Linked DNA regions of Mus musculus: region 2 is linked to region 1. Evidence: chromatin loops called from intact Hi-C (ENCODE). Cell type or tissue: gastrocnemius. All regions are shown on one strand. Each heading gives the region's core, and the rest is flanking DNA. Links, peaks and the distances in the headings are about the cores only.

The links. A loop is a pair of places that touch in the nucleus more often than their neighbours do. Peaks named below come from ENCODE experiments on the same cell type or tissue, not always from the same donor. Only the 100,000 strongest peaks of a DNase experiment are listed, where the experiment ranks them.
Region 2: it touches region 1 in a loop (2.1-fold over the local background); 2 of 42 quality-filtered maps call a loop at or near these places.

Annotation. Positions count from the first base shown.
Region 1 is chr5:17,567,942-17,583,353 of GRCm38, forward strand. It overlaps Sema3c (sema domain, immunoglobulin domain (Ig), short basic domain, secreted, (semaphorin) 3C), which reads left to right and starts at 6,875. Exons shown (of 18, transcript NM_013657.5): 1 at 6,875-7,024; 2 at 8,889-9,029. The coding sequence starts at 8,927. Gm31555 (a long non-coding RNA gene) reads right to left here and starts at 3,743. Exons shown (of 3, transcript XR_389765.1): 1 at 3,674-3,743; 2 at 3,363-3,477; 3 at 2,844-3,076. In gastrocnemius, for the core only: CTCF peaks have their summits at 5,881 (motif pointing left), 6,690 and 8,794; DNase peaks (open chromatin) are centred at 6,698, 7,206 and 7,344; H3K4me3 peaks cover 3,742 bases; H3K27ac peaks cover 3,678 bases.
Region 2 is chr5:17,688,479-17,703,890 of GRCm38, forward strand. It overlaps Sema3c (sema domain, immunoglobulin domain (Ig), short basic domain, secreted, (semaphorin) 3C), which reads left to right. Exons shown (of 18, transcript NM_013657.5): 12 at 6,165-6,387. Among named protein-coding and RNA genes, the nearest start is that of Sema3c, 120 kb to the left of the region's middle. In gastrocnemius, for the core only: no CTCF peak of the experiment used is centred there; a DNase peak (open chromatin) is centred at 7,094.

The DNA.
Region 1 (15,412 bases), core at 2,843-10,842:
CTGATATGTTACTATATTATAACTAACACTACGTGATGTGTTTTGCTGAGGGTTGAAGAAAGGACTGCAGAGAGATCCACGCTTGAGGTGAGCCGGTTTGCCTGAAGGTGGTTTGAGGGTAGAGAAAAGCACATGTGTAGTCACAGACCTGGGAGGAGTCATGGGATGGTCAAAAACTGAAATGAAACACACTTCACCAAGTACATTTATCTGGAATTGAAAGGTGACAGTAAAAGACTGAGTTAGAGGTGGCAGAACACTGGGAAGGGCTATGTGAACTGTGCAACTGAGGTGGACAACCACCTTTCAATCTATGAACACAAGAGTTCTAGGCAACCCAGCTGACAATTTTCAGACTGGGTCCATTCTGACTTATGGTTTTAAATCAGCGTAGCCCTGACAGTGATGAACTTAGGCTTGCATGGACCATGAAGCTGGTTTCTTTTTTTTTTTTTTAATATTTTTATTAGGTTTTTTCCTCATTTACATTTCCAATGTTATCCCAAAAGTCCCCCATACCCTCCCCCCCACTCCCCTACCTACCCACTCCCACTTTTTGGACCTGGCATTCCCCTGTACTGGGGCATATAAAGTTTGCATGACCAATGGGCCTCTCTTTCTAGTGATGGCCGACTAGGCCATCTTTTGATACATATGCAGCTAGAGACAGGAGCTCCAGGGTAATGGTTAGTTCATGTTGTTGTTCCACCTATAGGGTTGCAGTTCCCTTTAGCTCCTTGGATGCTTTTCTCTAGCTCCTCCACTGAGGGCCCTGTGATTTATCCAATAGCTGACTGTGAGCATCCACTTCTGTGTTTGAAGCTGGTTTCTTGATTGCAATTAAACCTATCTTCCAAAGCAACAAATTAGGTGTTTGCAAGGAATACACTGAATTTATGTAACTATGAATGCACTTGAATGGATGATGACATTATTTGTATTCTTTCATACTGGTGTGGTATTTTGCCTGGGAACATCGGACTGATTTTCTTTTCCCTTCTAAACATATTTCTTACATTTCTAGCTTCCTGTTTCCCATGTATGTTTTAGGTATTACTAAGAAATCCCAAAGAGAATGAGACACTGACTTTTCTCTCAGCCTGCCTGTTCTTCCATAGCAAAGATATGTTGTTTATATTTGTTAGTCTAGTTGGAGAGACAATAGGACAAGTATCCCAAACAAGATCCATCAAGATAAAATCTTCCAAAGTAAAATAAATCCTTCAAGATCTTAATAAACTAAAAAGAAAGTAAAGGCTTCGAATCTATTTACTGTACTTCTTTATTAAATACAGACACCATGAGTATTGAAGGCAGGAAGCATACTGGTTTTTGTACAGCACAACTGAATTTGTTACCTGGGGCCCAGGTAGAGGAAGGCTGCTTAAATCTCTGAACCAGATTTCTTTTGCATGCTGGATTATACTTCCATTTTTTTTAAAATGTTTATTCTTGAGATTAAGGGAGCTGAGCTCTGCACATGTTTATAGAGCTGGTGAGGGCCACCTGAGTTTCAGGTGGTTAAGTATTGTGACTAAAAGTAGGTCCATTAAACTAAGTCAATGCTTCAGGCTTTCCGCTCTCACCAGTCTGTCTAGTGGAAATCCTTGCTAGACAACACAATCAAGTTTGTCATATGCCATTCATTATAAGAATGCATCTGCCAGGGCAAAAGTTGTTTGTGCAATTTAATACTCTTTTCTAGTCAAGCATTAAAAGTTAAAGAAGAGTAGGAAAGTAGTAAATTCTGAAGATCTCATGGAAAAGGCTTTGGAACACGTTGAAGGGTTAGAGATGGGACTCAACTAGCTATAACTAACGGTTCAGCGCTTCCTTCTCCAGCTGTTCCTATGCCTCAGCCACATTCCTCATACCTGACAACCCGATGCACTTCCACAGGCCTCCCGAAGATACTCCAGGGAAATGGATGTGGGAAAGGGTGAGGAGAAAGCTTTCGCTATAGCAGTTCCACAAAAGACTAAGACCAAGAGCATGTGTACAAAAGAAACATTATTCATGAACTATGAAACACCTGTAACTGCAGTTGTATCCACTTAATCCCAGAGACGCAGACATCAGTCTCACTGGACTTTCTGCCTGGTAGGTACTGTAAAGACAAAGAGTTCACATTTCACCCTGTGATGAACGTGTGGATTGCACATTCTTTTACCATTGCTGTCAGACACATATGACTTTTTTGAAAGCAGAACAACACACACACACACAGTCTTTCTACTGTCATTTTTTTTTTCATTCTACCTTACAAGCTAAATACTCTTAAACATAAACACTGTAGCTCTCGAGGTCCTTCAGCTGCACACACTAAACTGCATCTGAGATGTTTAACAGTGTTTAAAAAGTAATGGAAATTTAGGCTTGGTAATTTTAATTAATAGCTATTTACTTGCCGTGCTGGAGGTTTTTCTGAGGCCTCATACATATTAGACAAGCATTGTGCCATTGATCTCTCTCCACTGCCTCTAAACTATAAATTCTATATATATACATTTCTTAGTGAGGGTTTCTATTCCTGCACAAACATCATGACCAAGAAGCAATTTGGGGAGGAAAGGGTTTATTCAGCTTACACTTCCACACTGCTGTTCATCACCAAGGAAGTCAGGACTGGAACTCAAGCAGGTCAGGAAGCAGGAGCTGATGCAGAGGCCATGGAGGGATGTTCTTTTACTGGCTTGCTTCCCCTGGCTTGCTCAGCCTGCTCTCTTATAGTACCCAAGACTACCAGCCCAGAGATGGTCCCACCCACAAGGGCCTTTCCCCTTGATCACTAATTGAGAAAATGCCTTACAGTTGGATGTCATGGAGGCATTTCCTCAACTGAAGCTCCTTTTTCTGTGATAACTCCAGCTGTGTTGACACAAAACTAGCCAGTACAATACATAAACCTTGTTTCAAACTGTAATGTCAACAATAAAAGTTTCTTCCCAGTGAGTCTTTTTTAGAGAAAACTGCTGTCATTGATGGTAATTCATCTTCATTTCTTTTCCTTTTTCTCCTCCTTGTTTTTTTTTTCTTGTTCTTCTTCCTTTTGCCTGATATCCTGAAATTTGAAACCCTAGAGTCATAGAGAAAGATTGACATAAGAAAAAGATGGGCAGGCAGGAGTAAAGGAAGAAAAAAAAAAACCTGTCTTGAAAAAAAAAAAAACAAAAGAAAAGAAAACTGAAAAAGAAAAAGAAATAAAAAAGAGAAAATGAAAATATCAACAGTCAGGGATAGAAAATGACAGTGAATTGAAAGAAGGTGGAGGTACACTCATCCTATTTAAAACAAAACACAACAAATCAGGAATGATTTTGATGAAGGAAATTCAAAGCCCATCAGATAGCCATTCCACTTACAGATTTCTAGGACAGGTTTGTTTCACTGGCCTGGTCTCAGAGCTTGTTTGTCTCATTCATACTTCCAAGAAATATGGTGCTCCTTGATGGTGCTTCAAACTGGGACTGGTTCTCCCTAAGACGAGAAAACTTAATGAGAAAACTTAATGAGAAAACTTTAGGGAATTAGCACCTTCCAGATTCACTTGGGGGTGGCTCCTGCATGTCCACTCTTGGAGCACTTTCTCCAAACAGCTTCTAAAATTAGTTATTTTTTTTCCCATCTGTAGGGAGAGAGTCATAGACAAGAGCCTAAAACACATGAATCTCACCTGGATCCTGTACAGTCAAAGCGTTCCAGACTCCTGGGCAGCTTGGAGCAAATCTCTGATATAAGTAAACATTTTACACTATTGTTTCATGTTCAGGTAAGCCTGGGCCCCAATTATGTCCTTGGGCTTGAACTTTTCCTGGCTAGTGGTATCAGTATTTCTGTGACTCATTTAGAGGTGTGTCCAAACTGCAAATGTTTCACGGCTAAGCAAATACCATTAAACCCCAGGCACACATTGAAAACTATGCACTCAGGCTTGGTAGAGAGGAACTTGGTGCGAGTTTCACAGGCTGTGATTAAATATAAGCTATTCGTCAGACTCTCCAAAGCTGCGTGAGTAGTCACGAAACACAGAACCGATACTCTGGGATCTTGTGTACCTAGTTTTAAGTTAAAATCCCTCCTAGGTCAACTTTTGATTCTTATTCAGCTTGTGGTTTGTCTTCATCGTCTTGATATTTACATAGCAGTGTGTGAGAAAATTCTATTTTATCCGAGTTTGTATATTAATTCGTGTCAAATAGCTTCACAGCTTTCAGTTGATAGTTTAATCATCTTCCTATCAATTCAATTGAGAATTTCGTACACTTGAAGATACAGATTCAGTTTTTGCTTACATCCATATGAAAACAACTGGGGAAGACATAACAGTGACCTTAATTTCTTAAAAACATTAACTACACATAATGTTTATTCCTGATTGCTTTTCAATATAGTCAGATGTTTCTGATTTGCCCCCGTGGTTTGTAAACCTCTGTCAAGAAGCTGCTCACATTTTAATTACATCTGTGTCCTAAAAGATAGCTTAATCCTTTCTATATTGATTTTTGAAAGAATACATCTGTTAAATATAACCTTTTCTCAAAATGATCTCATATAAGTTGGAAGATAATTCATGAAATATTATTTTTGATTTGTTGAGTTTAACTTGTCACTGTGTAAGAAAGTAGACTTAATTTTATTATGCATAGTTAAATGATAGTTGTATTTGCTGGAACGTGTAGTGGCATGACATCTGAACTTAATAAGGAGCAATTGCTAATTATCATTTAATATTTCAGGTGACAATGGTAGAAACTTATTCTCTTACCAATATTGAAAGCATGCAATTCAGTTATCCATATGCACCATGCTGTGCCATTGAATTTAAAACCAAAGTCAAACTATTCATCTGGTTTGACTCAGTTTCCATCACATCCCCTGTAGTAGCCTCCTTTCTAATCTCTTTCTCTGAGAAAGTGGCTGTTAATTGTATAGATAAATAAAGACACCGAACATTTGCCTGTTTGCTTTAGGCCTATTCCACTCAACCATGGCATTCTTCATGTTTGTGAAAAAGGTAGGCGTTTCCTCTTTTGTAAGTCTGGAAAGTATATACAGTGGCAGTTATGGTATAGTGTCCCCAATCCAGGCACATTCTCTTGGTTGGTTCATGAGGACTGTGAGTGACACCTAGGCTGACTGGCTATTATGAACGTTGGACCAAGGGACGTGAAAAGACAGAGATATAGATCTTCTGACCCCCCGTACTTTGGGTAATTATTTAGAGGGGGGTTGAGGGGTTATATGCTAGTTTTATCTTTAGTTTATAAAGATACTTCATACCGTTTTCCACAATAGTTGCCCTAATTCGTATCATCTCCCAGTCTGTGCAAACTGTCCGCAAGTTTTTTCTTCTTTCTTTGTGGTATTAACCATTCAACAGCTTTGAAGTGTTATCTCCCTGTGGCTTTCATTTGGATTGCTCAAGTGATGAGTGGTGTGGAGCCTTTTGTAGCATCTCTTGCCCATTCATGCATGTTTTTTTGAGGGAATCTACTTAGGTTCCTTGTCTACTATGTACTTAGCTGTATACCGCAGAGATAGTCCACCTTAAAATGCAAACCATCTCAGGCAGGCGAATCTTGCAACGATTATGAACTTCTTTAACTTGATTTTCACATATCTCAAATATATGGCAAAAATCAGACAATCCTACCTACTGGACATCAGAGGCGGTGTCTACATAGATACAAAGATTCTGCCCTCTAATCACTAACTCCGGCAACTCTCCTTCTTGGGTCCGACTGAGCGGGAATTCTCTTTTGTAATCTTAGAGGTGTTTCCCGCGACAACTTTGATAAGAATGTAAAGATTCTACTTCATTTTGTAAGGCAACTGAGGAAATACACAGGGAATAAATTGCACTCAAGGGTCCCTCACACAGTGACACCTACTGGGCTGAAGCGAACAGTGATTTTTTTTTTTTTAAGCCAGCTCTGCTCAGTTTACAAGGAGTGAAAGTCTTTTCTTTTGATGTTCAATCATTTAATTCAGTCTAGTCAGAAGAAGAAACCCCCTTCCACACACACACATCAAAGTCAGTTGCACGGCTTAACGAGTTTTCCTGAAAGCAGGGCTGCAAATAACTCGCCTGTGTGTAGATTTATGAGTCTCAAAGTGTTGGGACCATTGGAAACAGCATTCTTGAAAACAAAACAAAAACGTGAAAATTCTTACAACTTCTGTTTTGGGAGTGTCCCGGAGAGGAAGGTGCTGGATATGATTCAGTGTGGAAAGGTCAGCATAATTACTGATTTCAGGACGTTAGGGAAACGCGGCAGGAAACAATACTCAACAGATTACACTTCTGGGAAAGGGGGTTACCGTACGTTACTCTCCCCTAGCTTTAGAAATTTTGCTTCAGGGTGAAGACAAGATCCGTGCCCGTTTAAAACGGTAACTCTTTGCCTTAAAAGGATGCAGGGAATCTTCCTCTGGCAAAACAACTGCTTTGCACTCGGATATTTACAGCGTAGCCAAGCCTGCATGCTTTTCAAGAGGCGCGCATAGCAAAACTGGCTGAGCGCGCTCAGCGACTGTTCACTGCCAAAGGCAGCGCTACGGAGAAGAGTCTAGCCTGCAGCAGAGCCTTCCCGCGCCCAGGCCAGCCTGTGCTCCGCCCTCAGGCTCGCTGCCACCCGCGGCCAGGCGCTCCCTGGGTGGGGCGGCGGCCCGTGCAGATGCGGCGGGCCACGCGGGGCCGCTGCTGCAGCCGGCTGGGCGGTGCGCCCGGGCAGCCTCAGCCGCGCGCCGCGTCGCTGTAATCGGACACCGAGCGCTCGCCCCCGGCGCCCGGCCACTTGCCATTCACTCCGCGGTGCGGGGTTGAGCGACGTGGAGAAGGGCTCCGGGTGCCGCGGCTCTGCCGCCCGGGATTCTGCTACAAAGAAACTCAGCACCGGCCGGCAGGAATCCCACCCTCCGGACTCACTAAGTCTTTAAAGGTCTTCTGGGGAAAGGACCTAGGGGACTGGAAATCCAAGCCCGGAGCAAGTGGCTGACTTCTCCTGGATCTTTTCCCACCTCGGTAAGCCGGACTCAGATTTTCAGTCTTACTCAGTTACTGAAATAGAACTTTTCTGGGTCTGTGTACTGACTTGTTTTTCCTTTGGTGTGCTCAAGTCTGAGTATTTTCTTAGGAGCCCACGCGACTCATGAGGAAAGCGCTCCGGGAGGAGCTGAGCCTGACTGGAGGCTGTGGCACCTGCCAAGACTTTAAGTTGCTCCAGTGCCTTCTAAGGGGAAAAACACCGGTGGAAGCTACATAATATATTTATACTCTCGTATTTACTCATAATAGATGACCAAGCACTAGCCATCACTTTTAAGTGTGCGAGTTAAAGGGACTAAGTTGTAAAGGACTTGGGCGGGGGATGGCAGTCACAGCCCATCACTAGGTCGGACTGAAACCAGGGTGTTCTGATAGATAGATCAGCACTGTCTGATCTCCCATGTCATCTAGGCAATGTTCTTCGCAATTTATGGAGCATATCTCTTTTAGGGGAGGCATATCGGATTATGTACTGGTAATAGCAATATGTAAAAATGTACAAATGTCTCTAACTTGGTTAATAAACAGACTAAGGTTGGACATATTAATAGTATCCCTTCCCCCTGGTTTTAACTACTAAGTCAACAAATCCCAGGGGTAAAATTCTAAGGGAAAGTCACCCATAAAAATCAATTTTCTTCTAAGTTAATTTAGGGATGACAGGGTGAAGAGGTTGTGGAAGCAGGAAGAAACTGTTTCTTTTGAAAATTACCAACACAAACATCTCTAGGGTCTCCTCCATCTGTGTGGTAGAGGCAGAGAGTTTCATGTTGCACTCTTGCAGCATATGTGCTACCAATGAGACCAGTTTAGATTTTTCTTTGAGATTGCATGCTGTGTTTAATTGTCCTTTCCTTCTGTGTCAGAGAAACAGCCTTTTCAATTTTTAACCTCACTTCCTTATTGAATAGAATCAATAATGTATTTTCAATTTAAAAAAGCCATATAACACAAGATCTGTAAGGTTGCATTTCCAGACTAGACCTGCTTGTCATTTTACTGTATAATTACACTATATGAGAAGTGATGGGATTTCTGATGGCCAGTGGGGCTCATATAGGTTTGTTCTAACAGTACCTGGCCTCCCTTTATACTTAGACATTAGTTAATAGCTTATATTAATTTTATAGCTACAATTTTCAAGCAAGAATATTGTCTCTTTGATTCATTGTTTGAAATTTTGATGGCGCACTCTCTGGATGATTTATGTAAAATATGCCTTGGTGGATATGGGGCTCCAGTGGATTACTCACCACGAGGTCATTGGTTTAAATCTGGCAGGAGTCCATGGTTACCTCATCTGCATCACTTAACCACTGCCTGGTCATCTGCATGCACTGGCAGATAGCTGATTGGGGTGGTTTAATAATCAGGGATGGAGCACAGGTAGATTTATGTATGGAAACACTATTTCAGAGGCAATTAATCCAGAAGAATTAGTGAGCATGGAATGAATGGGTACCCATGAATAGGATGGTGGAATCTACTGTATTTATTAGGGAGAGTATTTTCAATCTTCAATACTCTGTCAGTATAATTGAATGGGTTCTAGAGAGATGAGGTATTGAGATTCGTTGGGGGAAATCAATTAAGTGTTTTCACTGATGCTTTGTTCTGCTTTGATGTCAGCATCATTTTTATGGGATGATAAAAGAATTGTCAGTTGCAAAGACTTTCAGACACAAATAAATCAAAAGGTTTCCATTTGAGAAGTTAAGTCATAGCACCTCCTACTGCTTGCTGCCTGCAGACCTTAAGCTGCGTTTCTCAAAGCTGTTATCTCTGGTTACCAAAAAGTTAAAGAATATTCCACAGATCTCTTCTTATCTTTCCTCTAAAGGTATTTTCCCTTGGATATTAATTCCCAAATCAGAAGAAATGGCATTCCGGGCGATTTGTGTGTTGGTTGGAGTATTTATTTGTTCCATTTGTGTACGAGGATCTTCCCAGCCCCAAGCAAGAGTTTATTTAACATTTGATGGTAAGAAATTTGATAACACTTACAAAAAAACATTGTTGGAGGTCTTGTTTTTTTTTTTTTTCTTTTTTCTTTCTTACTCAGATGAAAGCTTAACGTACTGAAGAGAATCAAATCACATTATTTGGCTCTCAAAATATTACAAGGCTACTCTTTAAATGCCATGATATTTATTATCGGTCAGCATTGCATTGGAGGAAGTATTTATGAAAATGCCTGGAGTGTGTGCTACCTTACGTTTTTCCCCTTAAGTTTCATCTGGGTTGAACATATATTCCAGGGAGATAATAAAGAGCTTAAAGTGTAGCATCTTTTATGTCATCTGGTTGTGCTGGAATGCAGCCCCTTCTCAACAAATTTCATGAATAGAATCATGAGTTTTGTCACTGTAGTAACTCCAGTAAGTTCCAAGTATTTGCTTCAAAACTGGAGTTGTTCTAAAGTTTGTTTTTTTGTTTTTGTTTTTGTTTTTGTTTTTGTTTTTTTTTTTTTCTATTCTCCATGGTTGGTTTTTTTTTTTTCTAGTGAAGTGAAAATTACATAAAAATATTCAGGACAGTGCACTGATTATTGTATAAAACTTTGTTTTCTTAAGCTTAGCAAAGTAATAATTTCAAATAGTGATTTATAGAAAAAGCCATATGGTGCTTTGAGGGTGTGGTTACTAAATGTGTACATGGGGTTAATGTAAACTGCTCACATCATTCTAGACGGGTGGTTGGGTTAGTAATGTAACCCTTATTAACTTGGCAGATAAAATATGAACTAGATGAGAAATGTCTTCAGGACCACTTGTGCTTACGTTTCCAAGTTTTACACAAACCCTGTCATTGCATGTGCTTAGTTGCTTTGATGAGGGCACTCTTAGGCCTTCACAGAGGAATTGCAGAAAGCACATTGATTGACACTTACCAGTCCTTTTTTCCCTTTCTTTTTAAGTTCTTAAGTGCTCCCCTAAGGTCACCATGAGCAGCAGAGAAGCCATATTTAGAGCTTATTGAGTGTGAGCTTCTAATTGCACCTTTAACCTTTGTGCCTGACATTTCCCCTTGAAACCATAGTCATGCTGTTTAGATGTGAAGAACAGGGGCAACAATAACTGCTTTGGAATCCTTCTACTTTTCTTGAATCACAGAAACATTTTACAGTTGTTTGTATTTTGTTTCTGAAGTTGACATTATCAATGCAGAATAAGAAAGAAAGAAAGAAAGAAAGAAAGAAAGAAAGAAAGAGAGAGAGAGAAAGAAAGAAAGAGAGAGAGAGAAAGAAAGAAAGAAAGAAAGAAAGAGAGAAAGAAAAAGAAAGAGAGAAAGAAAGAGAGAAAGAAAGAGAAAGAAAGAGAGAAAGAAAGAGAGAATGAAAGAGAGAAAGAAAGAGAGAAAGAAAGAGAGAGAGAGAGAAAGAAAGAAAGAAAGAAAGAAAGAAAGAAAGAAGGAAAGAAAACCTCAAGGAAAAGTATAATTACCTATATTTTTCTTACAGTGGAAGGAGATGACATGGTCTGGTAGACCAGATAGCTAAGGCTGGTCCCTTCTATGACATTAACACTAACCCAGACTTTCTGTGTAAATGTATGCAACAAGTGATTAGTCACTTAGGATACTTCAGCAAATTTGTCTTTAAAGAAACAAGTACAATTTATGTTTTCCAGAAAAAGTTGTGTCTTTAGAAAACAGTGTTAGTACTCTATAGAGAATGTAAGTTATTATAGACTTTATATTATTGTATGTCTATTGCTTAAACAGTTTTAAATCAAAATAGATCCACAAAGAATAGGTTGCCCTAATGTGGGAGTTATGTAGACTATGGCATGGCAAAATAATCAACCTATAAATAAATAGTTCCTCACACTTGTTCATCTCAAAATTATTAGGACTCAACAGTTAGAATAGAATATTACATACCATAGAGCCATCTTTCTAACTCCAATACTGATTGGAAAAGATATACCCACAAGAATAATCTAAATTAAATTCTTAACTTTTAAGATGATAACTTCAAACATTCCTAAAATAAAGTCATAAATATTAATCAATATGTTATGAAAAATAACTTAAAGAAAAATAGTTAAAGTGTACAAGTTTCAATAATTAATTTAAGATCAAATTCTTGAGAGTTTACCATTTACCTAATTATCATGGATAAATTTCTTATTATTTAAGAGTTCCATTACTTTTAGTAACTATTTTGGAATAATGCAAAACAAGTTACAAAGTTTCCTCCAAAGTGTTTTTTATTCAGGTATTTTTTGAGACATTGTCTAACACTGTAGCTATCTGGGCTTGAAACCCATTGTGTAGCCCAGTCTAGTTTTGAACTTCTGCTCCTGATGCAGCATTATGACCATTGTTCTTAACATTAAGGTATAAATTTTATATACAGGGTGGTGGGGTATATGATTGCATATTTATCTAAACACAAATCTAGGTCGTATTTTATATTTCAAATCTATGGCACTATTTTTTGAACCTAAAATCTGGAATTTGAAGGAATCTGAGGGAGCTAATATTGCATCAGACAGAGGTTCGTTGTTTCACCTGTCTTATGTCTGCAAGCCCTCTTTAGTACCTTGTCTGCTCCCTCTTTTGTCTTCTAATCTTCTCCCTCCCTGAACCTGGGTCTCCTGTCTGTCTCTTCTTGTATAAAACATTATTAAAAGCCGTTCAGACTTGTCATACTTGAATTCCAAGTAAACACTGGTGTCAACGTAAAGGTGTGTGAAAAAGAACTACCTTCAGCATCCACATTCCGTCCCTTCTTGCAGTGGATTGATGGAGTGATAACATTTGGAGAACTGTGATTTACTGGCTGGCTTTCTGTGTTGATCTAGTGCAGGTCAAGGAGATGGCTATCAGCCCTACCTGGAATGTATGTCAGATGATATAAATTAGTTACATTCCTGCTAGCTGAATCTTTTATATTATTAAATGGAGACTTCTATTAGATACTTTGTAAGTTTTACAATTCTTCTTGTATTCTGAATATCTTTGAAACAAATAGAAATGTCCTGCCAGTGCTATTTGGCCTGATTATTGATGCCTTAAAAGCCAATAAGATACACAGATTTAGATTTCCTTGCTTTATTTATGTTGACTCTTTCTTGTCCACATCAAAAATATTAGAATCAGTAAGGATTTTTGTGGAAAGAGGTGAATACCTGTGTTCAAGGAGAGAGCCTAGTATACTAGGCAAAGCGTTGTAAAAAGTTCTGTCTTCTCCCCAGAGGTATTCTATTATATATTATTTCCGGAAATTAGTGCTCTGTGACTTGATAAAATGAATCAGCTCTCTTTAAATGTTTAAGAAAATGTTTCTGTACTTCAGATAATGTTTCCATATTGAATTATATAAAGTCCAATTATTGTGGTAAATAGTTTAAATATTATTTCTTTTTTAAAATGAAATATAGTCTTAAAAATAAAAGTTATTTATCATATTTCATTTTATCTTTTCTTAGTCTGTAGGGTCTGTAGTAATGTTCTCTACTTCATTCCTGAGATCAGCACCATGTACACATATTATGTCTTAGTTGATTACTAAACAGATTTTAGCTATCTCTTTAAATATGCAGAATTTAAAAATTTTTTCATTTTCTGTTAAATAATCATTAATCTATCCACTAAAATTTACTATGAATTAATTTTTCCTGTTGTTCAATATGTTTTTCTGTTGGAAAATTCCTTCCATAGAAGCTCACCTAATGGAATTTAGTTCTTTCTTCTAGTATATTTATTCATGCTATAGCTTTTTCTCAAATGTCTACCACAGACTTTGTTAACATGCATTTATTCAGTCAGTTTTTTTTCTTATTTGCTTAGCTATCTTCATTTTACCTCTATATTGGTGATTCATCAATATTTGCATTTAAAAAATTTGTGTAGATTTCTGACTTAACTTCCTGAAAGAACACATATTGTGTGCTCACAGTTATGCAAAATTTATTTAAACATTTTATAACAGAATTTGGTCTATATTGAAAATAATGTATATTCTGCTTTTATTGCACAAGGTATATGAGGAAACACAAGTAGATCTAGATGGTTAATAATGTTTTTGTATACTTATTTATTTTCTATCTATTTGTTTTTCAATTGCTAGCAGAAGCAGATGGACTCTTAAACTATGTATCTGTGTGTTTCTCCTTCATATTCTGTCAGGTTTTGTTTCAGGTCTTTTGTTTCCCTTTTTATAGTGACATACTTTGAAGAACTGTCCTTTTCAACTGTTGAATACATTTCTATTATGAAGCATCTTTGATTAGCTCTGGTAAAAGTATCACATACAGTTTTGATGTGTATGATATTTACCTTTATATAGAGTAAAAATACCATAATTCATTTATAATTAAGTAAGGGATATTCATTATACATTCTATGATTTAATAATGTGAAACTATTTGGACATATATTTAAATAGGCATATATGTGTATATATATACTAATAGCCAAATTCCTTTAAAGATGGCTGTAGTTTAAGCAGGTTATTATAGCTAAGGTATTGTATGATAGAAAGATATCAAAACTTATTTTAATTCAAGATTCACTCACTACCATGAATGTCAGTTTCTAGAGTGGCAGTTAGGGCTCACCACAAATGAGGAGCTGCTCCCAGACATCATGATAATATCAATTATATGTATGAAAATTGTATAAGACTAAGTTGGTCTAAATAAGCCATCGAAATCATTCTGTCTGTCAGTCATCTCCTTCTATTGGCTGAAGTTTAGCTGTCTCTTCACATTTTCTTTTGGCTTAAAATTCATAACTATCAAGGTACTCATGAAAAAACAAATGGTAGAGAAGTTGACTAATGAGTCTGCAATTCATTGCTGGACTCTGCTCGCTAGAATAGCAGACATCCCACTGGAAGATTGCTTTTTAGACATCAGCTACTGATTATGTTATGTGGAGCTCAGAAAGGAAATGGCACTCACAGGATTGAAACTCCCCGAGGATTTCCTATTTGATATCTTTTTCCTTGCTAACACTGACAAATTTTCTAGCTCAAGTCTTAGTCTCCCCTGTAGATAAGAATGCAACTGGCTTCCATGCACAGAGGTGATTGAAGGCAAGTTCAGAGTTTGGAAACAGGAGCATAAAGGGTAGGGACAAACCTTGCCTCAGACCCTTGACTTACTCTTCACTCTGTCTTCCTTTTTGCCTTTTTATCCACTGCTGAATATTCAGTAATAAGCTGTGAAAGTCCTCAGGCCATGAATAGTATGCAAATGAGAGAATTTCACTTTGGATTAAAAAAGACAAAACATCTTTTATCTTATACTATCTGCCTCCTTTGACAAGCACCTCAGTTAATTAAGCAACACATAAAAGCACCCTGGAGAATTAGTGAGCCACATGCAAAGCTGGAAGAACTGTTATTGGATAATAAACTGAAAATAATGAATTAGTTTTTCATGAACTCCGCTAACATTGACATTAGCAGGCACAGTTGTTGAAAACAGATTGTCTTGTGGTTACCCCAAGAGATAAAAACAAAGCCGGTTGTTCCTGATTTCTCCATTCATTCAGAGAATGCTCATTGTGGATGCAATAAATCTGAAGTTTTTCGTTCTCAGGAAAGCAGGGGACTGTGGTGCCTTTGTAGGCTCCTTCCAGAAGCCTAAGTTAAGTGCCATTTAAGGATCTTGCTCACCTGCAATTTTTGTAATGAACTCAAACTCAACAAGGGACCCAGTATAAATAAAAAATACTTAACTCTTTCTTTCATGGCAATGTTACTGATAAATGCAAATATGGGTCAGATGTCACTAAGACAGAACACTGAGAAGGGTAACTCTAGGATTTAATGTAAAACAGCATGTTGAGATCAATCAATTAAAAGATGAGGAGATGAGAGAAAAAGAGCAGAAACCCAGTTTTTCCTGTCCATGACTATAGGAGTGTGGCAAGCTCACATAGACTCAATCTCATTCATAAGCCTGAATTGAAGAGATGAAATTTAAGTTCAGGTATTGCAAAGGATGACTTGAAAAATATTAGAATGGAAATAATTTCTATGATATGCTATTTATATATTCTCAGAAATACTTGGGATGAGTTTGAAAATCTGTATATTACTCTTGAAAGCATTATTTTTATTCTTGGCAAATTTCCTCAGATTCTATTAAATCTTGTTCTGATATCAAAATATGAGGTTATGATATTATGCCAGTATAAAAGTATATAATGCCCCAAAGGGATCGAGAGGGAATGTCTCAGATCAGACAGGTAGAATTTTGTCTTTTTCTCTTCTTCTTAATTCTGAATTTTTTGTCTTCTATGTTAATAAAAACTGTTTAGTAATTTGTTTTTATTTTATAGCAACTATCATTAACATGGTCTCTATGGCAGAAAATATTCTATATAGTGTGTGGTACTTCGTGTCAC
Region 2 (15,412 bases), core at 2,944-10,943, 120 kb after region 1:
GTAAAAATCTCTTTATTTCATACAAATTACTCTATATATTTCCAGACGCCTCAATAATAACTTATTCAAGGATGAATTATAATCGTAAAATGATTAGACTGTGACCTAATTAAGTTTATACTTTAATACACGACAGTAAGCGGTGATAGTGATCTGGTGTAGTTTCTCCAGTACGTGAACAGATAGTACAGGAGCAATGAGCTTGCAAACTCAATAAAACTCTATGCACCCCCTCCTGTTACTTAAGTGAAATCCCCATAAAGCATTTAAAAATTTTAAAAAGGTACATTTATTAAACTGAGGGCTCAGACTCTCATGAACAATGTTCTGAGGCTGTCCTTCTTCTCTCCCCGAACTGACATTTTGTATGATTTGTTCCTTTCATTAACCGAAGACATTCAAGCAGTAACTTGAAATTAGCCAGGGTTCCCACTATGGCTCTTTACCCTTGTGGCACCTAAAAGCCACATTGACATGTGTACAAGGCTCTGAGCATCACACAGAAAACCACTGTTGAAAAGCAATCATTGTGTACACTGTGGGAAGAGATCAACCCTTCTCCACAAATAAACCAAGGTTAAATTAGAAAATTCTGCTAACAGTCTCATTTTTAAAAAGCTCTTAAGAATAAGCATTTTCCTCCGTTCTAAAACAGTGTGGAATGAGCCAGGGATTAGTGACACACATCTGGAAAAGACTCTGCAAAAAGGGAGTAGACAGTACTTAAGACATGTTTCTATAATGTGGTTTCTTACATCTGGTATTGAGACCACAACAGCTCCTCTAAATCCAGAAATTGTCAGATGAGTGGTCCTTAGGGAATCAAAGGGGCAGGGTGGAGGAATGACCCCAAAACTCCTCCTAGAGAAGTATGCTTCCCTGAAGATCTGGTCACTCCACCCTGAGCCCAGCAAAACAGCATGAAGTCAGCTTTCTAACTCAGTTGCCAGTGGAGGCCTCAGCTCAGTGCTTCCTGCTTCTGTAGCCAGAAGATCTTTAGCCAAGTGAACTCGAACAGTCCTTTTCCTCTAGGGTGAAGAATGCTGTTCCTGTCTCTGAAGTCTTCCCAATGAGGGATCAACTGTGATTGTCATTCTTCATTTCTGCACACAGTAGTCAGGTTGCTGGGTCAACCTCATAAATACATAACTTTGTTTTTAAGTAAAGGACACTGGCAGAAATCTTATACCCCCACTCTCGTGTTCCCTCTAGGTGTTTCCTTCAAAGCAGGGTGTGTAGCTGTGCTAGCAAATAGCCCAACCAGCAAGCACAAGTTAAGTGCTGGGAAGGCTGCCAATTGTGTCATAATGTTTTTCCATAAGTATCTCAAGTTTGTGGAAGAAACAAGACACCTTTGGTATGTTGCAAAGGGCATCCAAAGCCCTCAGACTCTCTGCGGCTGAGCTAATGCGTTCCATTATCCTGTTGCTGTGAGGACAGAGCTTCTGTAGACTCTGTGTAACCTGTACATCCAGCCGAAACAGAACCTAACAATGTGTTCATTCTAAACTCCCATCTAGACGTGTACCAGAACCACATCCTCCATTGTTCCAAGGACAGTTCCCTAAAGAGCACAGCCTGCTTGCTGTTCTCCAAGATTCTTCAATGATCCTAGAAGTCATATTTACCCATGATTCTAAATTTGTTTTCTTTTCTTTCTTTTTGTGATTATAATTTCAAAATTATATCTTTCCTTTCATTTCCTCTCTCCAAAGCCTCCTTCAGTCTCTTTCAAATTCATGGCCTCTTTGTTGTTTCATGCTAGTTGAGCTGTTTGCTAGCACATGAAATTTATAAATTTTTAGTATTTTTAAATGTGTGTGTACTCATAAATACTACCTGCTCCGTCCTGTAATGTTGCTTTTATATTTATTTTAGTGAGGTGTGTGTGTGTGTGTGTGTGTGTGTGTGTGTGTGTGTGTGTGTGTGTGTTTAGGTAAATAGGTAGGTAGGTAGGGTCAATTTTCAGCTTCTACCATGTAGGTAGAATGGAACTCAGGTCATCGAGTTTGGCAGTAAACTTGCTGAGCCCTCAGTGCCTCTGTAAATTGGTTTTAAAAATACTGACTCATTCATGTTTATGACAATTGTTCCTGAACCATGATCTGTCATTTATATTTTATGTATGTCTCCAGCCATTACTTTGTTGTCACAAAGCTGTTTTTCTTCTTTATTAGTGTGCTTATATCTGTAAAGCCATCATCTCTTGTTCTAATGTTCACTACAGGACTCATCAAATGACATTTAGAAAAAAATAAATAGTCAAGGAATATTTATTCATCTATGCAGTAGTCTAGAACTGCCTTGGAACTGATGGACCTCCATCACAGAGCTGAGGAGCAGAACATGGGAGGACTAGCGGCAGGGGTGCTATGACCACCTGAGTGTAACCCAGGAGTTAGGCATGCAGCTGTCAATGCTCAATGTTAATGTTACTGACAATCCTTGTTTTCAGTTTCTCCCTTGGCATTTCATCATTAGTCAAAATGTCTCAGAAACTGGTATTTACCTCTGCTTCAAAACAGGATAGAATAACTGGGAAAACAATACTTGAGTTTATCTAAAATTACTTAATGCTAATCTGTATGATAAAATTAACCTACAGAATGGAGCTGTTTTATGATAATGCTTATTGATTCTGCTATCATTTTCTTTTTGTATTTGCATCATTTCTACCCCTTTGCCCCTTGCAAATTCTCCCATACTCCAACCCTCTCAAACCCATGACCTTTTCTTTAATTATTATTGTTTCCATTATCATTGTTGCACACACAAAAACTTATATGTGCAATGTGCTTTAGAGGTGACTACATGGGATTGACTAACCTATTAGGGTCAGGTCTGACTCCACCCCCACCCCTCTTCATCTAGTGGTAAGTTCTTGTGAAATTTCCCAGCTGGTATCCATTATTCAGGTCTTGTTTATGCAAACAAATTATTGAGATCTCATAAGATCAGCTTTCCTGTCATGTTTAGGGAACACTAGCTAGAAACAGGTGTCTTCAGCCTCTTACTCTTATAAATCTATTACCCTTTCCTACTTGGGGCTATTCTATCCTTAGATGGAGGGTTATATTGTAGATATAGCTGGGTTTGGGTATCCTCCAGTCACCTACTCTTTACATTTTGACCATTTATGAGTCACTGCAATAGTGTTCATCTGCTCAAAAAACCTTCATTGATGAGGGATGACAACTGTACTTATCCATAGATATAAAGATATAAAGATATAGATTTACAATACCATTAAAAATTCTATTGCTCTAGGAGAATATCAATGTAGGGTTTTCCCCTAGAGTCTATGATCCCTCCAGCCACAGGCAGTTGGATAAATACATAGTACAATAATGGTCCCAATTTAATTTACAGACCCTTAGTTCCGATCAGATAGTTAAAACTGGGTACCTATCTATTATCCTGAACAACAATCAACTCTGAAAAAGATTCCCAAGTGCAATTGAACTGCTGAAATTTCTTGAAGATAACTTACAATATCTCAAGGTCCCAATGTGCATACTTGCCTATACCTTAAGATGATACAAATACTATTAAACACTAAATATTTGGCTGTATTTCACTGAGGAAATGCACCAGTTCAGATAGAGTTTGAGAGGAGGAAGACAACTTTTTATCTTGTCACCATTTTCACAACTCAATTTGCCTTGAATGCTAATCTTATGGCATGAAGCAGGGGAATGTATGATTCATACCATAATTACTTCTTTTCTAAACTTGAAAATGATGTCATACTGGGAAAGTCTTATTTCTAAGGGAGGAGTACATTGTGCATCCATAGCAAAAGTAGAAGATGAGTCACTGATTATAAAAATGTAAAGGTCACTGATTAGGGGCTGGCAAGATGGCTAAGCAGGTAAAGAAATTTGTCTTGCAAACTTTATCACCCGAATTCGATTCCTGGCACCTATGTAAAGTAGAAGCAGAGAGCTGACTCTGCAAAGTTATCCTTACAACACACACACACACACACACACACACACATACACACACACACACACACACACACACACACACACACACACATCACCACCACCACTACCAATATCAATAACAATCATAATGCATGTAACAATAAAAATACCTTTTGAAAACTATTGATTTCTGTTACCTGTTTAACCAGCATGATTTTGAGCAACCTTAACAAAGCTTTCATTAAGATCTTTATTTTTTTAAATATTTTTTATGGCATATTTTTCTCAATTACATTTCCAATGCTATCCCAAAAGTCCCCCATACCCTCCCCCCCACTTCCCTACCCACCCATTCCCATTTTTTTTGGCCCTGGCGTTCCCCTGTACTGGGGCATATACAGTTTGCGTGTCCAATGGGCCTCTCTTTCCAGTGATGGCCGACTAGGCCATCTTTTGATACATATGCAGCTAGAGTCAAGAACTCCGGGGTACTTGGTTAGTTCATAATGTTGTTCCACCTATAGGGTTGCAGATAAGATCTTTATTTTTAAGTAAAAGTTCTAAATAGGATACTGAAAATTTAATAAATCATCACTTACATGTGTATAACAATTAGTGGAAAAGGAGCCAAATATTTAAGAGAAAACAAGAAAGGATATAGGGGAGAGTGTGCAGGGAGGAAAGAGAGGCATACAATATGTAATTATAGCATAATCTCAAAGAACAAAAGAAAGAATTATTAAAGGAAATCATAAATCAAACTAACAATTGGAAATTGTACAAATTGCCAAGCGATGTGTGTTAACTGTGGAGGTTTTACAGTGTACTAGCAAGAGTTCCTACAAACACTTAGGAAGGTGGCTCAACACAGCAAGCTGTAATTAGTGGTGTCTTCTGCATGTCTGGAGCTGCAGAAATTGCCCTTGCATTGTTCTTTCCATAGTTTCATTCAGTGGGCATCATATTGCCCTTTTTCCACTTTGTGTGAAGAATGAGGGCTGAAAACAGCAGAACCCATACTCTGAAGAAGAATGGAACACAACTGTCAGCTCGGAACAACCTCAACTTAAATTCTTTGTCCACATTTGGCCTTCATTTTAGGAAATTTAGAAACAGGAATATTGAATTTTTTTTCTTGTAATGAAAACATATTCCCAGATCATGGGAATATTCAGGGACAGGCTGTCTTTTATTATTTATTTCACGAATCTTTTCATTGTTCCTGTTGATTTTCTCTAAAAACAGAAGGTGTGTGTGTGAGTGTGTGTGATTGTGTGTATGTATGTTTGTATATGTATGTGTCTGTGTGTGTGTGTCCTATAAAAAGTTTTGGTTGAGTTGATTGATCTTGGTCTAAAACTTCCTGATGATAATAGGTTTGTATTGAATTCTGCTGACAGATTTGAGTGAATGTTTGTCTGTCATGTTGACACAAAGACCCTGGCATCATTGACTAGTTAATGCAAAGGTTTAACACAGAGGATGGTAAATCTTGCTTGGTTTCCATTGTAGCTCCTCTTTCTTAACTAAATCAGCAGGAAAGATTTGACAGATTTCTCCATTTCTGTCTTCTGTTAAAATGTAGCAGTGTTCATCCTATGTACCTGATAGAAGTAAACAGTTCATTTTAAGGGTTGCTGTAAGCTTTGAGTGAGGTGTAATGTTCTAGAGGGTCATAGTCCTTATAGCATATCACAGTTACCAAGATGCTAAGAACAGCAGTTTTGTAGAACCTCCTTAAATATTAAGTAAAAACTACAGCAGAGATAATTTATTTCAAGAGAAACATAAAAGCCAGCTTTATTTCTGAAGATATATTATGAAGTGTTTAATACACTTAGGCACATGTCCATTGTACAATTGTATTTGACAATTTGGCTCACAGGACTTAACACTTGAATACTATTGGTTACTGTGTTCGAACTTCAAGCTTCAGCAGTTCCATTTTACCTGAAAATTTGGTACTGGCTAACAGTGGAAACTTCTTCCTCTGAAGCCATTGTTGGGTCCCCTTACAGAACTGTGGTACCTTCCCAGTTGTCTATGTTTGTAATGTCATCACTGCTTCCTGCCTGTGAAAACTTGAGGCTCAAGACTCTCCTTGTCCTTCTCAGAAGATCTTCAATGTACTTTGAACAAGTCAAGTTGACTTTTTAAGTGTTTTGGAAATGATTATCATGACAAAGGGATGCTTTTTATTAATTTATTCCTTTTCTTTATTATTACTTTTTTCAGTGCCCAGGAGGGGCCTTTACACCCAATATGAGAACCACCAAGGACTTCCCAGATGACGTTGTCACTTTTATTCGGAACCACCCTCTCATGTACAATTCCATCTACCCCATCCACAGAAGGCCTCTGATAGTCCGCATAGGCACTGACTACAAGTACACAAAGATTGCTGTGGACCGTGTCAACGCTGCTGATGGGAGATACCACGTTCTGTTTCTGGGCACAGGTAGGTGTTTAAGCTCATGTTGTACTGTTAAAGACTATGCATAAATTTACATGAAAAGGTAAGACCAAAATATTAAAATTAAAAAGGATATCAATGTTTCCTTTTGTTTGGTCTTTAGTGAGGCGTTTAGTCTTTACCTGACTCCTTTTCTACAACTGTAAATGGAGTTAGTAAGTTACTTATGAGGCTGTGATGAACAACCGAATTTCATATACTCAAGGCATCCAAAATAGTTCCTTAGCTGTATCATAGTGAAAAATAAATATAAAGAGGGCTAAATTAGGGGCCAGAAGGGAGTTTTAAATATGATAGTATCCTTCTGAATGGAGCAGAATCTATGACTTCTTAATAATGACTTGGAGTCATTTTCCAGAATGAAAATGATAGACAAGACATTCTCGTCGGTAACCTTGGTAAGCTGCTTGAAGTATAGACAGATATTTGGAAAATATTAAAGACATTTGGAAAATATTATGTCTGCTCTTTTAATAGAGCCAGTGTCCTAAATTTTCAATTTTTTTTACGAGAAATTCAACAAAAATAGTCTTATTTACAAAATCTTTCCTTACTGGGGACAATGAGTTATAAGTGTTTTTTTTTTTTATAGCATTAGTTCTCACAGTGTGGTCCTCAGACTAGCAAGATCAATATCACCCAGACCTTGTTAGAAGTACATCTGTAGGCCCTCTGCCAAGAATGGCAGATAGGAAACCCAGCCATCTGTGCTTAAGCAGGCCCTTCTGGTGTTTCTAATGCACACTATGTTTGCAAAGCACTAGAAGGGAGAAAGTAGTCTTTGCCTGATGGGTAGAGAAGATTACAAATTCCATGGCTGCCTGATTCCATTTACACAAAGTCTCCGAGGTTCCTCTATATTGTCCAAGCAGCAGGATCTCACACACTTTCTGCCCTTGAGGCAGCAATACAGATCTCATCAGTTGTCTTTCTAGAATGTAAAAACAACTCCATGAAGTATGCAGTGTGTCTTCTAATTAAGGAAACAGACATAAAACATGCCTGTGAAAGTCACTGTAAAATGTGGTGGTTGTGGAACATGTAGTCTGAATTGAAGGAGTAGTGCTAAGATTTCAACCAACTTCAAAAATGTGGTAACTTTTTCTTGGCTAAATAAAATGTTCAGCCTGCTTTTTCTTATGAAGTTCTTATTTTATACCTTCTTATGACAAAAACCCTGGATCTAAATCTTCCATTCACACATAATTTTTGTTTGAAATCCTAGAGACAGAGAATCTTCTAAAATGTATTCTTTGGCACGCCTAGAAGAATCTGGAAGAATTCTGGTTCTGCTTTGCTTCTGTGGCTTCTGACACATAAAATCCTTCCTTCCTAATCTAATCAGTCCTTGTCTCTTGTCTATCCTGCCATCTCTAGGACCTTTGCTGTCAGTTATCATCTCAATCCCTAGATCCTATTATTTCATCCTACACCAATTTTGGCTTAGGAAGCTTCTTCCCACACACAAAGCACTAGTGAGTATTCACCCTGCTGCCAATGCTATTTCACTACAGACTTCTTGAATGTTCTCATGCTCTGACCACTAAAATACCTCCCTGCCCTTGCACTTCAGAATCTATCCTTGTTTGTTACTTCATCCATGGGACATACAATCCTTGTCCTCATTCTTCTTGTTCATTGGTGTATCTGGAGGTTCTTTCTGTCTTCTTATTCTTATAGATTCTTTGACCACATTTAATTATGTATCATGAGCAAACAAATTTTAAATGTGTGTCAGTAATCCTTGGCAAATGAATGGATGAATTTAGATTTCAAATTCTGTGATGCAAACTCAGTTTATACTCGTCCAAGACTTTCTAACTAATGCTTGATATGCGTTCCCATATTGCATTCTCTAGGGCATATTGTTCTCATGCTTTGATTTCTTTGTAACCTATAGTTTCTCTATAGGCATACCACAGGCATTTGAGTATGTCCACTCTTACCCAGGCAATAAAGTGAATTCATGCATGCTCTCAGAAGACAATATTCATTTATATATGAATATGGTCTCATACATGATTACTAAATCAATACAAAGAGTTTCCTTTAGAACGATAAAATATTCAAGGTGGAATTTTCATGAAAAAAAAACATATATTTCTCAAAAGACAGTGCCATTTGGGAGTTCCATTTCTCTCAGTGTCTGTTAATTAGATGATTGTAGTCTGTTTGCTTCTTTTGAAACCTGTTTAGGAGGTGTTTGTTGATGTCATCCTAGGATTGCTTTCTTGTGAAAATCTACATAATAAATGTAGATTTCATGGGTGGAATGTTCAAGTCTTTTAAAACTGTTCAGCAATGTTTATTTAAATAGAAGAGAGCAAGAAGCATTCTGCAAGGATGCTTCGGCTTTTCTCCCCACATAAGTCAAAGACTTTTTATGTGTGTATTTAAACATGTGTGCCATTTCAGAATCTGTGTTTGGGCATATGCTTTTAATTGTAGTGGAGACTTCCCTAATGATTGCTTACAAAGCCTCAGGAGTGTCTTGAGAACTCTGTCCAAGTAGGAGAGTGCATGTTGCGGCAAGGCCTCTGCCCACAGCACCGTTCTGGAAAGATGGCCACTGTCTTAACCACTGACCATTATTTATGTTGACCAACCAGAGAACACTGTAATTTTTGGACAAATGTTTCAGCATTTATGAAGCTGGGATAAATAGTACACTGATATGAAATGACGTTTCTTTTAAAAATATTTCTTTGTGTAGATCATCAGTTAATCTTTTCTGAAGTGGCTTTTGATAAAACTATCTAATCATTGTCTTAAGTGTAACTAAATCTGTATGTAAGTAGGGGGAAGTCAAGTTCTTTGGATGTTGCCAATTTTTTTTAAGTACAGGAGAGTATTTCCATTGTCATAAATGAATATGGTGCAGTGATTATGGTGACAATAAGGAAAGCCATTATCATGGTTTCACTTACACTCTGCTATCTTGAGACCTTCAGGAGGATTCAATGCAAGTGTCTGTTATCAAGAGAGTTTCCATAGAGAAAACTAACGTGAAAGGTCATTGGTATTCTAATAGGATAGTATGTAATTATGTAAGTGTACCCACTTTGAGTATTATGAATGACACTGTAGCTCACAGAACCTCCAATTTAGCTGTGTAGGCTCAAACCCTGATTATTATTTAACTCATTGTCGTTATAGAATTTAGCTGAGTCTTGGATGCTGATAATTAAACTTCATCATCAGACTAAATTATCAGACTATGGCTCATGACCCAACATACAAAAAAATAAATAAAATTTTTCTTTGTGTGTCATGAGGTCAGAAGAAAATAATTAAATAAAAGGAGAAACAAGAGTGACAGAGAGGATAAGAGAAGAGAATCAGCAGGGTTGGAGATGGGTTACAGGCAGCAAAGCCTATAGAGATTCGTTGGTCTTTTATAGAAAAAAAATACCTTCCCTTATTTGGGTTGATAAACATAGAATTTCATAAAATTAATCTTTAAAAAAGTATTTTCTAATCCGTGGAGACTGTATAGATATTCATGTTTTCCCAAATAAAATTTATTTTGTGGTAAGTTATATTTACCACATGCTACTTTAGTAAAGTTTTAAGTTGAGTGTATTTAATTATTTTCTAAAAGTTCTGGCTAATAACTTTTAAGAAAGTGTGTGTGTGTGTGTGTGTGTGTGTGTGTAAGTAAAATCAACTATTTGTTTTATTCCTTAATATTCAATTTCCTTTTTAAAAAATCTTAGTCTTTAGGAAGGTTGGTAAATGCTATCATGGGATTAATAATTTTCCTTTAACTTTTCCATCTACCACTAGCATCCAGACCACTGACCCAGAGCAGACTTTATTACATAGTCAAGAAATTTTAGGCTGTTTTCCTTTTGCTTCTGGAGTTATGAAAATATTTAAGTGTCTGGGTCAGGTTCAGATACATTCTGTCAAGTTTCCGTTCTTAGCACTACACGTGAATCAGGATGCGATCTTTGATGAAAAGGTTAGTGTTCTTGGGAATGGTGTCAAAGATTTAGGATGATTTAACAGCATTGTGGGATTTTTAGGTAGGATCAGTGTGAGTGGTCTTCCACCACAACTCCTATATGGAATATACCATTTCTTGCTTCTTATTAGCTTCCGTTTAACTGGATGAGTACTGAGTTGAAATGTTGGCTCCAGGAAGTCTTGAAGTATGTGCCACATGTGTGAGCAGAGCCTGAAAATGCCTGCTTGGCAACACCACAGAATAACTGCTTTCTTTATAACTAGAGGTGTTGGCAGTCACTGCTCTTGAAATGGCATTCTGAATGAGCTGCTGCGCCAGGAAGGCTGAGTTTTAGGGAACTCTCAAAAATACTCATGTAAAATTTGATAGCTGTAGAAATGTGTTTGAGTTGGGAACAGCCTACCATCAATTGAGAACTACACATGAAAATACTCCAAGGATGATGTACACATTTCTCTGTCATTTTGGAGCAGAGAAAAAGTCTCTTTAAAATAAGTGGGCTTTTATAACAAAGGGGGTTACTGCTTGTCACAGTGGATCTCCAGAGAGTAATCAAGGCATACTTGGAAACACTCATACATGCTCATGAAGGTCTATATGCATGCACACATGCACACTCATCTCATATATACACAAGACATTTATTTAAGATAATAAATTATTCTATGGGATGATACTTTACTAAAACCAAAATATATTTATAATCACTGAAAATAATTCTTTCAAACACAGCATATCTTCCTCTATGCCATTCTTTGGAAATGAGTTCTTTGTAAGGTAGAAAAAGTCTCATAGGTTATCTAGACTTGCCTAAAATATGCACTGATTACCATTGTGTAAAGTAAATAAATTAATATTAACCTTTCTGAGATATCTTATTATTACAATGATGCTTGCTTTTCCCAGGCACATGAATAATTTTATTTAACCATCAAATTTTTTCTCTGAGGAAGTATAAGAATATAAGCTCCATTGAGCTGGAAAGATAACTTGGCCCTCAAAGGCTAGTCTCAAAACCCAAACCTGAAGATAGACTTTGTGGGTTCAGGTGACTTGATTTGGTATATTTATTATTGAACACCAAGTTACTGGACTGATATATCAGGAAAAGTAGCTGCCTTATAGGAATTACTTTGGTGAGTGAGAAAATGAGTTTTGTGTATTAGGTCAGACATCATTCTAGGTCATGTAAAATTATTTCTGTGTTGGCTGCAACAGATTCAGAATACAAATACCTGGTGACTAATTTCACATTCTAGACATTTACCTTCAAGTTCCTATTTTGTTTAGCATAGACTATTTACATTTCTCTTTTACTAAAGTTAATTTGATTTTCATTTTCTTATTTGACTTCAAACATGTTTTACCTGCACTTACCAAATTGATGTTGATAATAAACTGACAGAACACTGGCCTTGGCATTCCTTTGTGTGAACAATATCACACACTTAACCTCATCTAACTGTTGTCACCAGCTCCTACATGTGAGCCAGATATACCTAACAAGGTGAGAGAGAAAAGACAAAGGCACACTTTTCAATGAAACTGACTGGATTTTTGTGTGTAAATTAACTGCTAAAATTTAATCTGTAAATTTAATACATTCTTGTCTGCTATATTCCATTTTGACATGAAGGTATACACTTTTTTGATGGGGAAACGTAGAACTTCACCTGAGTTTTTGGAATATCGCTACATTTATTTGAGATTATACCTGTATCCAAAATGTTTCAAACGTTTGACCAAACACATAGGAAAGCCTGCCAAGTTTCTTTTTGCTTCACTTGAATGGATTTTGTAAATGGGTTGATGTATTTGAAGGGGTTCTGAGTATGCAAGAGCATAGAGCTCTCAGCAAGAGATGGAGTGATTTGCTCTGTTTTCTACTTAATCACTGGTATTTTCTAGCTGGTTTGAGGACAACTAGAGTCAAACCTCATCATGGTTGCCTCTGTTTAGTCCTGCTCACGTAGGAGCATCAGTGCTGATTTATGAAGTCTGTTGTCTGTGTGTCAGGCATAAATCACCATGATAGGTTTTTCTTCTTGCAGTACTGCCAGCTTCCTGGGGACAAGCCTCAAAGTCCTTGTCCTAGAAGAAATGCCCAGCAACCTGGACCTCCTATGATTTCCCATAGGCCTGTAGTTGTCTGTCATGTCTGTAGTGGGTGTTTGTGTGGGAATCACGTCTGGCAAAAACAAAATGATTGCTCTTGGGAATGTTTAAATTTTAGAAAAGTGGAGGGAATGCTTTTATAATGCAGTGGACATAAAAAAAATAGAAATGTTTTAACACAGAATTTCTGAGCTAAGTGTATGAGACTAAAATTGTATGTTTTACTTTTCAAATCTGCATGCTTAGTTTTCTTTCCCACTCATGCAGTTGCAGAATATTGAACACCCAAATATCTCTTCCTCAAAGGTCAAACTGGAGATGATGGCACTTAATTAGCAAAGGGTTTCCCAGGTGTGTTTAATGTTTCTGACCTTGAGAAGGGGGGCATTTTTGCAAACAGTGTGAGTGTGCTCAACACAAACTTGTGTCTCTAAGAAGGAAAGAAAGAAAGAAAGAAAGAAAGAAAGAAAGAAAGAAAGAAAGAAAGAAAGAAAGAAAGAAAGAAAGAAAGAATTGCCCTTGGCTATAGTAAAAAAAAAGATGGAAGGCATAGGAAGCTATGTCAAAAATGTAACACTGATGTCCCAGGAGATGGAAGAGAGCAATCATGTATGGAGGAATATAGAAGTCTCTAAACAATTGTAAAACACAGGAAACCAGTTCTCCTTAGAAAATCCAGAGTATAAGGCTGAAAATATTTATTTTGGCATACTGATATCCATGTTGAATTTCTAGTCACCATAATACTAAGAGGAGCAATGTGTGCTATTCAAAAACACTAAATTGCTAATAATTGTTTATGTAGCGATTAAAAACTAATTCAATCAGCTTTTGAATTCTAGCTTATTTCATTAAATATAAACAACTTTACAATAATGATTAAACAAATATTCTGTTTTCAGACTCTGAAAGGAAAGCCAGCACTGACTAATGCATAAAGATAATATCATATTTCAATTTAAGCTTCTTTTTAAATTTCTGAGATACAGCACAATAACAAACTACAACGCCTTGTAATCAAAATGCTTCATTGGCTACTTTAGGGTAGACAGGGTCACTTCGTCAGTCTGTTAAGACTGAGAACCATACAATGCACACAGTCATGAAACTGAGGTTCTATCAGGTAGCATTTTGCTATTGCCTACAGACAAAGTCACGTGCTCCTCCATGACTTGAACAAAGGGGTGACTTATAGGGTATTTACTTTAAATATGCCAGCCACACTTATAATCTATTTAAAGCATTTTCATGTTAGGTTTTAATGTATATTTTGCAAACATGCATGCATGTGCTTTCATGATGTAGCATGTATGTGGAAATCAGAAGAGAGATACTTGGGAGTTGCTTGCCACTCCACCACAAGGATCCCGACTCAGTTGAGCAGTGACCATCTCCCACTCAGCCATTCCATCCACCCCATAATACTAATGCAGGAAGTACATTAAAATAGCCAAGAGGAAAGATAGCTTTTTGTATAGCAAAGGTATGAAAGGGTGCCTATATAAAATAGAACCTGGAATTTGGAGATAGAAAGGGATTATATAAATTAAAAAATATGCAGAGGAAGAGATTAAATGATGGCAAATTCATTGTCATCACATGCACACACACACACACACACACACACACACACACACATACACACTGTGGCTTTGCTAATAGTTAACACTGAGTTAACTAATTGAAACTCTTCCCTTTTAAAACTCTATAAACAGAGAATTTGGTTAACGAAATGGCTTATTTAAGATTGTGGTGTCTTCGGAAACAGTATTAAAATAAAGCTGATTTCTCCCTCACAGTGGTTTGAGGTTTTGGTGGACTATCCAGATGGATAAGTCAAAGAAGGTGTTACTACAGATGCACTTCAGCAGAGAGTGCTGTGCTACAGAGAGAGATAGGAGACTCATTAGCCAAGTATGTGTTAGATGAATCCCTGACAGTGCTGAGACCCAATGAGGAGTTATAATTGTAAAGATGTAACCGAGAATTCCATGGATGAGTAAGAAAGAGTATTTCCTAATAAGAGTGAAGATTTATGATTAAATAAGTGTAGAATCAAAAGAAGTGATCTTATAGTGACCTTCCGAAAAGAGCGGGGCAGGCAGGAAGATGCAGTGGACAAGATCGTTATATTTGCATGTACTTGTTGCATGCTAGTTCCCACATTACACTATCTTCTTATAGTCTCATTGAGGAGGGAATAACCATTTCATTAGTATATAAAGGAAACCAAACCATAGGGAAAGGTCAACAAGGGGAAGTTAAGGTGGGTCTGGATATGACTACAGGGCAATGAGGGCTTCCTTATTTGTAAATCCAAAACCAAGGTTGTTTTAAGCCATTGTGTGCAAACAATTTGAACGTCAAAGCTAATGCAGATGAGTGCATCTTACAATTAAAATAGTGCTGGAAAGAGGCTCATTAATGACCATACAACCCTTTGATTTCAGAAGAGAAGTTCTGTCCCTGAGTAATATATGAGATTTACTAGAAAGGCTGATCTCAGTTCTCCATTTAGAAATTTGTTATAGCTTCCTGAATAGGACCCGAAGAATCTTACATAATACATTGGCATTATTTGTAGAAAGTATGCTTGTTTGAAATTTGAACTTATTTTTAAATGTATACATATGTGTGTAAAGTATTTGTGTTTGCACAACACATAGATGGCATGTGTTATCCTCTATCATACTTCCATAATTTTATTTGCAACATAGTCTTTCTCCAAGCTCAAAAATCACCAGATAACTAGCATGGTGGGCGAATGAGCTTCAAAGATTCACCTGTCTCCCCTCCCTGGCCAAGCTAGAGTAATAGATGCTTACCACCAGGCAAAGGGGCGCGGGGGGGGGGGGGCGAAGCAAGGGCAGAGACATGAAAACAAAAGGAATAGCAAGAAAGGGAAAGAAAGCAAAGAAAAGAAAG